Linked DNA regions of Homo sapiens: region 1 is linked to region 2. A link is an interaction called in ENCODE POLR2A ChIA-PET data of the cell type or tissue named here. Cell type or tissue: MCF 10A. All regions are shown on one strand. Links, peaks and the distances in the headings refer to the core of each region. The heading gives the core; the rest is flanking DNA. Region 1 has its middle 12 kb from the start of CLN5. Region 2 has its middle 30 kb from the start of ACOD1.

Region 1 (5,000 bases), core at 1-5,000, 62 kb after region 2:
AACCCTGGGATCCTGTAGGGGCCCTGATCTGGGGAAACATGAGGACGTGGAGGCAAGGGAGGAAGCTCAGGGGAGACACTTGTATATTGGGGGTTGCCTTTGAGCCACACCTTCTTCACTGGCTTCTATTCCAACCTAAAACACACAGGTCAGCTTCACCAGGAGGTACACGAGGCTGGTCTGAATCAAATGTCCCTTGACTCTCTGAAAGGATGGCATTAGGGCTGGGAGGCATAAAAATCAAGAGTCTCAGCCTCTTGTTACTAAACTTTGTATTTCACTAAAGTATATGCTAAGATTCTAAACATTCTCTCTTCGTATGTTGTTTTATAAAATTGAATAATAGCTCCTATCTGATATACCATATATACATACATATATGAGCTTAGAATGCTCATATATATATATATATATATATATATATATATATATATATATATATATGAGAAAAGACTTTGAATATTCTGAAGGGCAAGAAAGATGCAGATGCAGATACAGGCTGGGCATGGTGGCTCATACCTGTAATAGCAGCAGTTTGGAAGGCCAAGGTGGGAGAATTGCTTGAGGCCAGGAATTTGAGACGAGCCTGGGCAACATAGTGAGACCCCTGTCTCTACAAAAATTAAAACTAAAAAATTAGCCAGGAATGGAGGTGTGTGCTGCAGTCCTACCTACTCAGGAGGCAGAGGTGAGAGAATTGCCTGAGCCCAAGAGTTTGAAGTTACAATGAGCTTTGATCATGCCACTGCACTCCAGTTTGGGTGACAGAGCAAGACCCCGTTTAAAAAAAAAATGCTAAAAACATGGATTTGATTTTAAAGAATTCCCCAAACAAGTTGGCCTTCAGTTGTTTCACGGAATAATCAGATGAACATGCTCAAGGAGTGAAACACGTTTTCAACATGTGCACGTCCTTTGGAACTGATAAGAAAGCACTGAGGCATTTACTGGGTTGTAATCTAGACTCAATAAGTCCATGTACCTCTCCCGGACTTCATCTCAAGCACAGAGACCTGAGTTCATTAAATACTCACAAACCCCAGTGTGTAGGACATCGCCCTTCACCCATTAGGAAATCAGTAACTACTTGTTGAAAGGATGAATGAATAACACCCACATTAATCTTAATACCCTTCAAGTGAAAGAGGTGCTAGATATTTCCTTTCCTAAGTTTTAGAGAAAAGAGAATTGGCTTCTAGGACTGACTTTGTCACTGCCTAGTGATGACCTTAAAGAAGTCATTTTTCCTCCCAGGGAAACTCAGCCAGGAGATTGAACAGAGATGTCCTCCAGCTTCAAACTTCAAATCCTGCAGACAAAGAAATTAATGAATTGTATATTTTAACTTATTAAAAAGAAAGGTGCAGCAGCTGTGGCGGTTCCTCACAAAGTTAAAGAGAACTACCATGATTCCACTTCTAGGTATATACACAAAAGAATTAAAAGTAGGGACTCAAACAGGTATTTGTACACCCATGTTCATAGCAGCATTATTCACTACAGCCAACAACCCAAATGTCCATCAACAGATGAATGGTACACAAAATGTGGTGTTCTACATACAAGGGAATATTATTCCTTCCTTAAAAAGGAAGGAAATTTTGACAAGTGCTACCACATGGATGAACCCTAAGGACATAGGCCAAGTGAAATAAGGCAGTAACACAAAGACAAATATTATATGATTCCACTTGTAGTAAGTACCTAGAGTAGACAAAGTCTTAGAGATAGAAAGTAGAATGTAATAGAGGCTACCTGGAGCTGGGAGAAAGGAGAATGAGGAATTAGTGTTTCACGGTTGCGGTTGCAGTTTGGGATGATGAATATGGTCTGGGGACGGACAGTGGAGATGGCTCCACAGCATTGTGAATGCACTTAATGCCAGTCGATCACACACTACTTAAAAATGGTTAAAATGGTAAAGTTCATGTTACATATGTTTTACTCCCTCCCCCTCCCCTCCAAAAAACAAAACACTATTGGCAAAGGGGTAGCAGGTGAGGGGCAGGCTGGTCTGGTCCTTGTGACTGCGAACATCCCTGCTGCCCGTTTTTTGTCTGAAGCCCGGCTGGGTCGCTGGAGATCCAGCGGAGTGTGCGGAGGGAGGCGTGTTGGATACCTTTTAAAAATGAGAAGCCCCAGGCCGGGCGCGGTGACTCACGACTGTAAGTCGCGGCCCAACCCTTTGGGAGGCCGAGGCAGGTGGATCACTTGAGGTCAGGAGTTCGAGACAAGCCTGGCCAAAATGGTGAACTCCTGTTTAAAAAAAAAAAAAAAAAAAAAAATTAGCAGGGCGTGGTGGCAGGAGCCTGTAATCCCAGCTACTCGGGAGGCTGAGACAGAAGAATCGCTTGAACCCGGGAGGCGGAGGTTGCAGTGAGCCCAGATCGTGCCAATGCACTCCAGCCTGGGCGACAAGAGCGAGACTCCGTCTCAACAACAACAACAAAAAAAAATTAGAAGCCCCTGGGGACGGAGAGCATTAGGACAAATACCTAATGCATATGGGGCTTAAAACCTAGATGATGGGTTGATAGGTGCAGCAAACCACCAGGGCACATGCATACATATGTAACAAACCTGCACGTTCTGCACATGTATCTTGGAACTTAAAGTAACAAAATAAAATAAAATAAAATAAAAATAAAAATTAGAAGCCCGAGAGAGGGAAAACAGCTTAGGAAGGGGTTGCCCCCGCCACTCCGCAGGCTGCAGAGGGAAGAGAAAGCGCCCCCGTGGCGCCCCCAGGGCCGTGCAGCCCAGACCTAGCCCCGCAGCCCCACATACCCCAGCACCTCCGAAGCTGCGTGCAGAGCCGCTCGCTCCCACCTCCGGCTGCACCCGCGCGCCCCCTTGCGGCGGATTCCGCTCTGGCGCATAGCCCCACTGGAGCGCTGGCGCGTTGGCGATGGGGTCCCAGGTGGGAGAGAGATCTGTCCGCTGAACCTGCGCATCCCGGCCCCTGCGGAGGCTGCAGAGATTCTGCCCTTTCTGTTCGGAGGGAAGAGAGAGGGCGCCAGGGAGACATAAGCTAGATTTTTATTAATAGATAACTTTATTTGAAAATTATCTTTAAACGAAAGAGCAAGGGGAAAAATGGATTCTATCCTTTGCCGCACTACTAAAAAGTAACTTCCATTCAACTTATTTCAAAAGAGAACGTCGATATTGATATGCAATACTTTTAATTGTTTTAAAATATTTAATTGTGTGCAATAATTTTTTTAACTGCTCAGTTCCAAAGCTGGAAGTTGAAGTGATGTTTTTGACAGGGAAGACTGAAGAAGAGACCCCATTGCATCTTCATCGGAGCTGGAGGACAAAAAAAAAATTCTTAGGACACTTAACATGGAGAGTTTGAGATCCGGATACAGCGTGGGCTGTAACTAAGGGCAGTGGAAGCAGGCAGCCTTGGCTAGGATGCCGCTGCTCCTCATGACATTTTGTCTCACAAACTTAGCAAGTTCTTAGAAAGTCCAAAACGCCATATGTGTTGCCTAATTTTCTTATATGATCACAGGAAATAAATAGGAAAAATGCAGATAATTTGCATTTTATTTGATAATTTTTAAATAAAAGTTACTTGTTAATAAAATTTCAGGTAGGATGCTCCCTGAGTTTCTTCTGTACAATATCATTCATTGACCAGATATTTGAAGAAAAGTTATTCTTTGTTTTTTTGAGAGCAGGTACTGTTTATTAACTGACCAGCTTAGAAAAATAATCATGGTAGACACCTTAGTTCATTATTCTAATAAGCTGTTGATCTGGTCCTCCCTGTTGCCAGCATCTCCACCTTCTACAAAATGGGTGGTCTTTTTCTTCTTTCCACCTCATGGAGAAGATAATTTGAAGGACCACAGGAAGTTATTTGCTTCTTCGAAGCATTTTCCAACAGTATAGATCTCATGAATCAGATCTTCCGTGCAGATGATGCCATATTTACCAAGCGTTCGAGCAATCAAAGCGTTATCTGTCAAAGCAATTCGCTTCTTATTGATTTTGCCATAACCCCGCTTGTAGATTAGTTTATTTACTGACTTCAGATTTGGGTACCCCCTGCAATATATGGTTCTACAATCCCCAGCATGTTAATTGAAACCTTGTTAAGCTTCACAAAGTTTCCACTGAAGATTTGACGAAGGCGAAGAAGCTGCAACACCTTTCGGACCTTTGGGCTCACACCACTGATACCTCTGATCCTGATGACAAATGCCAATTTGGGTTCTGCAGGTACATAGAAGTTGCCGGCTTTGCTTGCCATCCTTGCCATTCAAATTTAAGTTCCGTATATCTGTCTATATTCCTTGTGATAGTGCTTCGCTTTTTCATAGATAAGCTTCCTCCTTGCCTTTCGAAGCATCTTTTGGGCAAACTTCTTTCTCAGGCATTTGATCTTCAGCTCTGTGAAATTTCTTCGCTTTTTCTTAAGGGTTTCTGGTACAGCAGGAAACTTTTTCTTCTTCTCTTTGACACTCTCCATGGTTCCAGCGGGAAAAGAGGAACTATTCCTTTATTATTAAAAGATGAAATCTGCAATATCCAGCAAACATTACTTTCCCTACTGGATCTTTAAATTATTAGTCCCATGTTCCTCTGATAAAAATTCACTAAGCCTTTATGTCCTGGGTGCTGAATAAACCCTGCATTTACTTTCAAGAAGAAACCTACCTTTCTTAACCTGGAGGTAGATTGCTGCTCATAAGTGACAGATGGAGTACTGTAAATCCCCGAGGGTGATTCTAGCTCTTGACCCAGTAGGATATTTACTGTCAACGATGCCTAGATTTAGAAAGAGGATGTAAACGTGGTGTGACACCAGACAGGGCAAAGAGCAACTGCTTGTGGAAAACACACATGCATCCGTCATCACTGCAGATGAGGAGGAAAAGGAGGACAAGGAGTGAATTTGAAAAGCAGGATAACTTAGTGTAGGTCTGAGTGCCCAAGATCAAACCTGACTCCACCCTCACTGCCTTATGTGATCCCGAGAAATTACT
Region 2 (10,256 bases), core at 2,240-7,239:
AACTCTGAAATTTTGGAAGACAAAGTAGCCTTAATTAAAATAGCACCTTTCAGGCCAGGCATGGTGGCTCACACCTGTAATCCGAGCACTTTGGGAAGCCAAGGTGTGAGGATCACTTGAGATCAGGAGTTTGAGACCAGCCTGGCCAACCTGGTGAAACTCCATCTCTACTAAAAAGATACAAAAACTAGCCAGGCGTGGTGGCAGGCCCCTGTAATCCCAGCTACTTGGAAGGCTGAGGCAGGAGAATCATTTGAACCCAGGAGGTGGAGGTTGCAGTGAACCAAGACTGCAACACTGCACTCTAGCCTGGGTGACACAACAAGACTCTGCCTGAAAAAAAATAAATAAATAAAATAAAATAGCACCTTTCAAATGCTTATAAATCACAAGATCAAATCAGTTGAAAGCAATACTTTCTTTTTACTCATTACAGTTTATTGAGCACACACTAAGTGCTCAGAACTGTGTCAGGTGCTATACAGATTATAACCCTTTAAACTGTGAGAATTACCAATAAAACATGAAAGAGTGAAAGAGCTGGATTGCAATTAACTTTACCAATAATTATTATGGTGTAATTCTAGGTGCGTCATTGTTATATGGAAATAAAAATCTCAACAGTGAGTGAAGGCTGCTAAAAGTAGCAGCAGCAATTAAGCCTCATATGACTATATAACTTTAGAATGAAAATGTCAGGGAGGAGAAATGGAAAAATCATGCAATCAAGAGAGACACGTTTTATAAAATAATAAAGGACAGGACCTCTTTTTAAATGCTTGATGGCAAACACGTGTCACAAGTTAGAAAAATGTTCACTGTATTTGTTGAATGTTTTCCATATGTCACACATATGGATTTTCTAATTCTATGAGAGGGTTTTCACTTAAAAATTCCAGTGTGTTGACAAGTTAATAAGTGATCTACTGACTTCTTCCCACGCAAGGGGCTGGAAAACCAATTTCGGCATAGTAGGTGGCATTGCTTTCCCTGGGTTCTCAGCCAGGGTCCATCTGGCTACAACAGAGGTGAGGCAGCCTCCCCAGTCCTGCTGCATGCCACCTCTCAGCCCACCTGCCAGCTACCACCCCGCTCAGGTCCCCTGTTTCCAGCCCTGCCAAACCGCCCACCTCACCCTGAAAATTCCCTCTGCCAACAAAGTCCTTTTCCCCTGTGCTGTACCTAGCCCATGTCTACTCATCCTTTTCTCTGAAGGTCTTAATGAAATGTCATCTCTCCTGTGAAGCCTACTTGGGTCTCCCAAGCAGAATCTGTAATCCCTGGTTCACTGGCTCCTTGGTACTTAATCAATTCCCCGTGTCATGCCACACTAACCGTTTCTATTCATTTAGCTATTTCAATAAATACATTTATTTCAAAAGCTTATTTATTGAGCATCTGCTGGATCAGACATGGTGCCCAACCCTAGAAATAGAAAGATGAATGGTGCATGGGGTCTGCTAGAGACCTAGGCATCCAAATACAAGAAGCACAAAGAACACCCAGGAAATTTATCGCAAAAAGATCTTCCCCTAGGCACATTGTCATCAGGTTATCCAAAGTTACGACAAAAGAAAGAATCTTAAAAGCTGTGAGACAGAAGCACCAGGTAACCTACAAAGGAAAACCTATCAGATTAACAGCAGATTTCTCAGCAGAACCTCTACAAGCTAGAAGGGATTTGGGCCCTATCTTCAGAAATTCAAAGAATATGGCTCCTAGTTTTCCAGTATGGATGGGGTCCCATATAGATTGACTGTGCAGGATAAGACAAAAGTCAAATATGGCTCCTAGTTTTTCAGCATGGATAGGGTCCCATGTAAGATATGGACTACATAGGAGAAGTGAATTTAGGAAGAAAGTTGATGCATTCAGTATACTTCACATAGAGCACTGGATGCGTATGGACATTTGGGTAAAGATATCTAAGAGGCAACTGAACGTCTGAGCCTGAAAGTTGGGGATGCAGAATGAGCTAAGGAGACAGATCTGCAAGTTGTCTGCCCCTGACTGGTAATCAGGGACCATGAGACCTTCAGAGAACCCCTGGAGAGGGCTCAACGTGGGAAGAAAGCCTAGGCAGAGCTCTGGAGAACACCAGGTAAAACGGCCTGGCAGAGGAAAAGGAGTCATGGAGGACACTGAGAAGCACAGTTAGAGAGGATGAAGGAGAACCAGGAGGACACGATGTGATTCGGTACAAAGGAAAGATATTACAGGAAAGAGGAAGGATAGTGCTAAGATTAAGGGCATAGCTTCTGAAGTCAGACCACCTCCATGCTGGTCTAGCACTTAATAATTGGGTGAAATAGAGCAAAGTATTCTTTTACGCTTTATACCTCAGTTTTCTCATCTGTAAATGGGTATCTTATAGGACTATTGTTAATATTAAAAACATTTAGACTAGCACCTGCCATGTATTATGTTCTTAATAAATATCATTTTTTATTAATATTATAGATTTCTCTCTTCCATTTTTGTCAACTTCCCCAAGGGCAGAGACTACTTTTTTTGAGACAAGTTCTCACTCTGTCACCCAGGGTGGAATGCAGTGGTGCAATTATGGCTTACTGCAGCCTCAACCTTCTGGGCTCAAGTGATCTTCCCATCTTGGCCTTTCTAGTAGCTGGGACTACAAGTGTATACCACCATGCCCAACTAAATTTTTTAAATTATTTTTTGTAGAGACAGGGTCTCACTATGTTGCCCAGGCTGCTCTCAAACTAGGGCTCAAGCAATTCTCCCACCTCAACATCCTAAGTTGTTGGGATTATAGGCATGAGCCACCACACCCAGCCACAGAGACCACTTTTTAAAAATCTTCTTTGTATCTCATTCACCTACCACAGCATATAACTCATAATAGGCACAAAGGAAATAGTTGTTGAATAAAATCACTCTACTAGGACCCTCTACGTGGCCAGAGCATCTTTTGTCATAATAGTTAGTCAGAGATTTGACCCACGGAGTCAACGTTCTGAGAAAAAAGTTTGTTTTTCTCCAAAGTCAGAAAAGTCTATTTTGGTTGTTTCCAAAGACATTTAATGTGCTTAAAAAATCCTAGAGTTGAAGAGACTTTAAAAGTTATCCAGTCCAATGTCCTTATTAATGCAAGAAACTTTATATGACATCCATAAAACTCAACTTCCAATGACAGCCAACCCACTCCCAGCCCATTTCTCTGTTAGAAGGTTTTATTTTATTCTTAGATCTTGAACACAAGGCGGCCTCCCTGCAATTTTTACCAACTGATCCTAATTCAATCTTATAGAGCTACCCAGCCTACTTCTATACCCCTGAGAAGATAACAATCCTTCAAGAAACTGAAGACAACTACAGGCATCCCTTATTTTATTGGAAGAAGGTACCACCTAGGACTTTCACAGCTAGAGAAGAGAAGTAAATGCCTGGCTCCAAAGCTTCAAAGAACAGGCAGAGCCTCCTGTTAGGGGCTAATGCAGCTTGACTTGAAGTTGAAGTCAACGCACATTGACCATTCTGAAAATCTAGAGCCTTTAAGAATGGCGCTAAATCTACTCTACCTGTGCTCTATAAATGGAACAGAGCCTGGATGACAGCACCTGTGTACAGCATGGTTTACTGAATGTTTTAAGACCACTGTTGAGACCCAGTGTTCAGAAAAAGATTACTTTCAAAATATTACTGCTCAGAGACAATGCACCTGATCACTTAAGAGTGCCGATGCAGACATATAAGGAAATTAATGTTCTTTTCATGCCTGTTAATATAACATCTGTTCTGCAGCCCAAGGATCAAGGACAAATTTTTAACTTTCGAGTCTTATTATTTAAGAAATACATTTCATATGGTTATTGCTGCCATAGATATTGATTTCTCTGACGGATCTGGGCAAAGTAAATTGAAACCCTTCTGGAAAGGATTCACTATTCTAGATGCCATTAAGAACATTCATGACTCATGGGAGGAGATCAAAATATCAACATGAATAGGAGTCTGGAAGAAGTTGATTCCAATGCTCATGGATGACTTGGAGAGGTTCCAGACTTCAGTGTAAGAAGTAACTGCAGATGTGACAGAAATAGCAAGAGACAGCAATTCCAAGAGCAATTCCACAGACCCTCTAAAGAAAGGAGACTGCTCCTGTAGGACCCAGGTGAACCCTCAAAACTGTGAGTGCCCCAACTGTGGAAGTTGGGAAAGGGAGACCCTCCTCTCCTAAACACACACCCCCACTGGAAAAGCTGAAGGTCTGTTTGTGGGAGAAGTTTCTGACTTTATCTGGAGCTGAGTCAATGTGGAGAGCCAAGTGAAATACAGGGGTAGAGGAAGCAGCAGAAAGGCCCTGGGAGCTTGCTGGGTGCCTTAGCAGGCTACTCCTGCCTGGCACCTCAGGGATCCAGCGGGAGAGGAGCAGGGGGTAAAACTACACAGGAAGAAGCAAATCTCTAGCTGAACTTAGTAACAATTTGAACAGGGTGAGAAGCCTCCTGGCCAGAACCAGGGGGAGGGTGCAAATCCAGTATGCAGACTCTACAGGCCTGGGAAAAATCCAGACCTTTTATTTCGCAACTAGGAGGCGAGTAGCCTGGGGCAGGTTTTCAAGCTGGTATTGCTCTCTGCCTGGAAACAGTCTGGGGGCTGATAAGGGACACGCAGGGAGTGAGACCAGCCCTTCGGTTTGCATGGGAGCTGGGTGAGGCCTGTGACTGCCGGCTTTCCCCCACTTCCCTGACAACCTGCATGACTCAGCAGAGGCAGCCATAATCCTCCCACGTACACAACTCCAGTGACCTGGGACTCTCACTCCCATCCGCCACAGCAGCCGCAGCAAGACCCACCCAAGGAGAGTCTGAGCTCAGACATGCCTAGCCCTGCCCCCACCTGATGGTCCTTCCCTACCCACTCTGGTAGCCGAAGACAAAAGGCATATAATCTTGGAAGTTCTAGGGCCCCGTCCACTGCCGGTTCTTCCCCGTAATACCACAGCTGATGCTGTCTGGAAAGCACCACCTCCTAGCAGGAGGCCAACCAGCACAAAAATAGAGCATTAAACCACCAAAGCTAAGAACACTCACAGAGTCCATTGTACTCCCTACCACCTCCACAGGAACAGGTGTTGGTATCCATGGCTGAGAGATCCATAGACAGTTCACATCATGGGAGTCTGTGCAGACAACCCCCAGTACCAGCCCAGAGCCAGGTAGACTTGCTGGGTGGCTAGACCCAGAAGAGAGACAACAATCACTGCAGTTCAGCTCACTGGAAGCCACATCCATAGGAAAAGGCGGAGAGTACTACATCAAGGGAACATCCTATGGGACAAAAGAATATGAACAACAGCCTTCAGTGCTAGACCTTCCTTCTGACAGAGCCTACCCAAATGAGAAGGAACCAGAAAACCAACCCTGGTAATATGACAAAACAAGGCTCTTCAACACCCCCCCAAAAATCACACTAGTTCACCAGCAATGGATCCAAACCAAGAAAAAAATCCCTGATTTACCTGAAAAAGAATTCAGGAGGATAGTTATTAAGCTAATTAGGGAGGGACCAGAGAAGGTGAAGCCCAATGCAAGGCAATACAAAATATGGTACCAGAAGTGAAGGAAGAAATGTTCAAGGAAATAGACTGCTTAAAGAAAATACAGTAAAAAATTCAGGAAAGTTTGGACACACTTTTAGAAATGCAAAGTGCTCTGGAAAGTCTCAGTAATAGAATTGAACAAGTAAAAGAAATTCAGAGCTTGAAGACAAGGTCTTCAAATTAACCCATTCCAACAAAGACAAAGAAAAAAGAATAAGAAAATATGAACAAAGCCTCCAAGAAGTCTGGGATTATGTTAAACGACCAAACCTAAGAATAATTGGTGTATCTGAGGAAGAAGAGAATCCTAAAAGCTTGGAAAACATATTTGGGGGAATAATCAAGGAAAACCTCCCCAGCCTTGCTAGAGGCCTAGACATCCAAAAACAAGAAGCACAAAGAACACCAAGGAAATTCATCACAAAAAGATCTTCCCCTAGGCACATTGTCATCAGGTTATCCAAAGTTAAGACAAAAGAAAGAATCTTAAGAGCTATGAGACAGAAGCACCAGGTAACCTATAAAGGAAAACCTATCAGATTAACAGCAGATTTCTCAGCAGAAACCCTACAGGCTAGAAGGGATTTGGGCCCTATCTTCAGCCTCCTCAAACAAAACAATTATCAGCCAAGAATTTTGTAAATCCAGCAAAACTAAGCATCATAGATGAAGGAAAGAGACAGTCTTTCAGACAAACAAATGCTGAGAGAATTCACCATTACCAAGCCACCTCTATAAGAACTGCTAAAAGGAGCTCTAAATCTTGAAACAAATCCTGAAAACACATCAAAACAGAACCTCATTAAAGCATAAATCGGACAGGACCTATAAAATAAAAATATAAGTTAAAAAGCAAAAACAAAAAACAAAAAAACCAAAGTACACAGGCAACAAAGAGCATGATGAATGCAACAGTACCTCAGGTTTCAATACTAACATTGAATGTAAATGGCCTAAATGCTCCACTTAAAAGATGCAGAACCGCAAAATGGATAAGAACTCAGCACAGCAAAAGGAACAGTCAGCAGAGTAAACAGACAACCCACAGAGTGGGAGAAAATCTTTACAATCTATACATCTGACAAAGGACTAATATCCAGAATCTACAATAAACTCAAACAAATCAGTAAGAAAAAAAACAAACAATCCCATCAAAAAGTAGGCTAAGGACATGAAAAGAAGATACACAAATGGCCAAGAAACGTGAAAAAAATGTTCAACATCACTAATGATCAGGGAAATGCAAGTCAAAACCACAATGAGGTACTACCTCACTCCTATAAGAATGGCCATAATCAAAAAATCAAAAAACAGTAGATGCTGGCATGGATGCGGTAAACAGGGAACACTTCTACACTGCTGGTGGGAATGTAAACTAGTACAGCCATTATGGAAAACAGTATGGAGATTCCTTAAAGAACTAAAAGTAGAACTACCATTTGATCCAGCAATCCCACTGTTGGCTATCTACCCAGAGGAAAGGAAGTCATTACTCAAAAAAGATACTTGCACACACATTTACAACAGTGCAATTCACAATTGCAAAATTGTGGAACGAACCCAAATGCCCATCAATCAAGTGGATAAAGAAACTGTGGTATATACCTATATGGTGGAATACTATGCAGCCATAAAAAGGAATGAATTAATAGCATTTGCAGTGACCTGGATGAGATTGGAGAGTATTATTCTAAGTGAAGTAACTCAGGAATGGCAAACCACACATCATATGTTCTCATTGATATGTGGGAGCTAAGATATGGGGACGCAAAGGCATAAGAATGATGCAATGACTTTGGGGACTTGGGGGAAAGAGTGGGAGGAGGGTCAGGGCTAGAAGACTACAAATATGGTACAGTGTATACTGCTCGGGTGATGGGTGCATCAAATTCTCACAAATCACCACTAAAGAAATTACTCATGTAACCAAATACCACCTGTACCCCAATTACTTATGGAAAATTTTTTTTTAAAAAAGAAATAGCCAGAGAACTAGAATTATAAGTGGAGCCTGAAGATGTGACTGAATTGCTGCAGTCCCATGATAAAACTTTAGCAGATAAGGAGTTGCTTCTTAGAGATGAATAACGAAAGTAGTTTCTTAAGATACAACCTACTCCTGGTGAAGATGCCATGAGCATTGTTGAAATGACAAGGGATTTAGGGATTTAGAATATTCCATAATTTTAGTTGATAAAGCAATGGTAGGCTTCGAGAGGATTAACTCCAATTTTGAAAGACGTTCAACCATGAGTAAAATGCTGTCTAACAGCATCACATGCTACAGGCAAATCTTTTGTGAAAGAAAGTCAGTTGATATAACAAGCTTCATTTTTGTCTTAAGAAATTGCCACAGTCACCTCAACCTTCAACAGCCACCACCCTGATCAGTCAGCAGCCATCGACACTGTGGCAAGTCCCTCCACCAGAAAAAATATTACACTTACTGAAGGTCCAGGTGAATGTTAGCATTTTTTAGGAATAAGGTATTTCTGAATTAAGGTATGTACACTTTTTTAGACATAATGCTATTGCACACTTAATAGACTACAGTATACTGTAAACATAACTTTTTTATTTTTTTGAGACAGGGTCTCACTCTGTCACCCAGGCTGGAGTCCAGTGGTGCAATCTCGGCTCACTGCAATCTCCACCTCCTGGACTCAAGTGATTCTCCCACTTCAGCCTCCTGAGAGCTGGGATTACAGGTGCACACCACCACCACATCCGACAAATTTTTCTATTTTTTATAAAGACAAGGTTTTGCTATATTGCTGAGGCTGTTCTCAAACTCCTGACCTCAGGCTATCTGCCAGCCTCAGCCTCCTAAAGTGCTGGGATTACAGGAATGAGCCACTACATTTGGCCAAACATAGCTTTTATATGCACTGGAAAGCCAAAAAATTTGTGTGACTCACTTCATTGTGATATTTGCTTTATGCCAGTGATATGGAACTGACCCAGCAATATCTCTGAGGTAGGCTTATACATTCTAGGTTTTTAAAAAATTAACAGGACAAAAATCAACACTGTATCAGCTGGTGCTGTCATTTTAAAAATACCATAGACTGGGTGACTTATATAACCGAAATTTATTGCTCACAGTTCTGGAGGCTGGGAAGTCCAAGATCAAGGTGCTATTAGAATGAGCCAATTCTGATGCAAGTGGATGGAGCAAATACAGTCTTAAGGCTCAATATTATGAGTATATACTTCAGAGTATCAACCCTCTGAGCTCTGTACCGGTCTGCACTAGGTGGGGACATTCACAGCCTAGCTTGCCCAGAAACAGATAATCAGGACTACTGGAGGTTTGGAAAGTGTGGCATTCATGTAAAGAAAGTTACAGCAACAAGTTAAGAAGCCCTGCCACACTTCTGGTTTGTGAACAACCAGCATTCAAGAGTGCACACCTATGCCTTACAGGACATCTCTGAACGCAAGTTGTTAAACTATTCAAATATATGTCTTGGTTTTAGTGTAGCTCTTCAGCCTGTCAAGACCACTTAAGATAGTATAATTTGATCTGAGATTGACCATCTCAGCTATCTGTTTTAGCTTAGTATCATCTATACATCTGAGTGAAATGTCTCCTACAGCTTCATCCAAAGCTCTGGAACAACATAGCAGCATCACTGGTTATCTAGCCCAGGAAAAATCACCTCACCTCTTTGATCCTCCATGTATTTCCCTATAAAATTTGGTTAGGTAGTCTTTAAAGCTAAGTACAAAACAGCAGTTTGCATAAAACTTTAAGAAGCCTCCCTATGAAGTACACAATATACTATCACCAGGATTTTTACTGAAATTCACTAACATGAAATTATATGCCCAATTTTGTCTGAATGGGCATTTTCTAAAGAAAAGATCTATAGTTTTCATGAGATTCTTAAAAGGGTCCAAGGGACCACTATTCCATGAAGATGGTTGTTCAAGTAGCTAGCTGCCCACCTCACTGCACTATTTTAACACATTCCTCTACCTCTATCATGAAAATGAAAATATTGAAGCAGTCTACTATTTTCATAAAGTAACTGTGAATTCTCCTCAAACTTCCTAAAACCCATGAGCTTCCTCCCAACTCAGGAAGCAGCTATGGTTTTCTATGTCTGCTGCCCTTCAGAAGGGTTGCCATAGCAGAATAGAAAAAAACTAAAGACTCAAGATCCCAGAATTTTAGTATTAAAGCCTTTGAAAATGTAGGCTGCCGGACTCAAGGCCTGAAGTATATGCCTTAACCACTGGATATAGATGTCTACCAAATCAAAGACAAGTGCAGTTCCATCCCAAAAATAGACAAGGATTCTGCCAGTAAGGGGGAGTCAGAGGAAGAGAAGAGCTGAGATATTAAGGTATCTCTGAAATGGAGTCCCACTCCTGTCCCCATCACTGGTGGGAGAGGGTGAATAATAGAAACTCCAAATGGGTTTGGGGACATCTGTTAACACTGAAAACATTCCAGCAAGATCCACAGAGATATCCCACATCCAGAGTGGAAACAGTAGAAGAATCATCAATGTGTGGGCACCTGGGCAGACAAGCCTAAAACATCATCAGGGCCTCCAAAATCCAGTGAGGCAAAGGAAGAGTTCATGGTATTCCCCATGAGCCCAGGAGGGATGGGTAAATAACAGAAAAAGAGCAAAACCCATGAGGCCTCTGACTTGGTATGAGGCTGACACAGCACAAA

Evidence for each region. Peaks named below come from ENCODE experiments on the same cell type or tissue, not always from the same donor. Only the 100,000 strongest peaks of a DNase experiment are listed, where the experiment ranks them.
Region 1: POLR2A ChIA-PET joins it to region 2 with 6 read pairs; 3 of 35 experiments call an interaction of 5 or more read pairs at or near these places.

The regions. Positions count from the first base shown.
Region 1 is chr13:76,977,434-76,982,433 of GRCh38, forward strand. It overlaps the pseudogene RPL7P44. Among named protein-coding and RNA genes, the nearest start is that of CLN5, 12 kb to the right of the region's middle. In MCF 10A, for the core only: a CTCF peak has its summit at 2,867 (motif pointing left); a DNase peak (open chromatin) is centred at 2,828.
Region 2 is chr13:76,913,285-76,923,540 of GRCh38, forward strand. No RefSeq gene overlaps it. Among named protein-coding and RNA genes, the nearest start is that of ACOD1, 30 kb to the right of the region's middle. RefSeq lists enhancers at 3,901-4,572, 4,037-5,236. In MCF 10A, for the core only: no CTCF peak of the experiment used is centred there; a DNase peak (open chromatin) is centred at 4,557.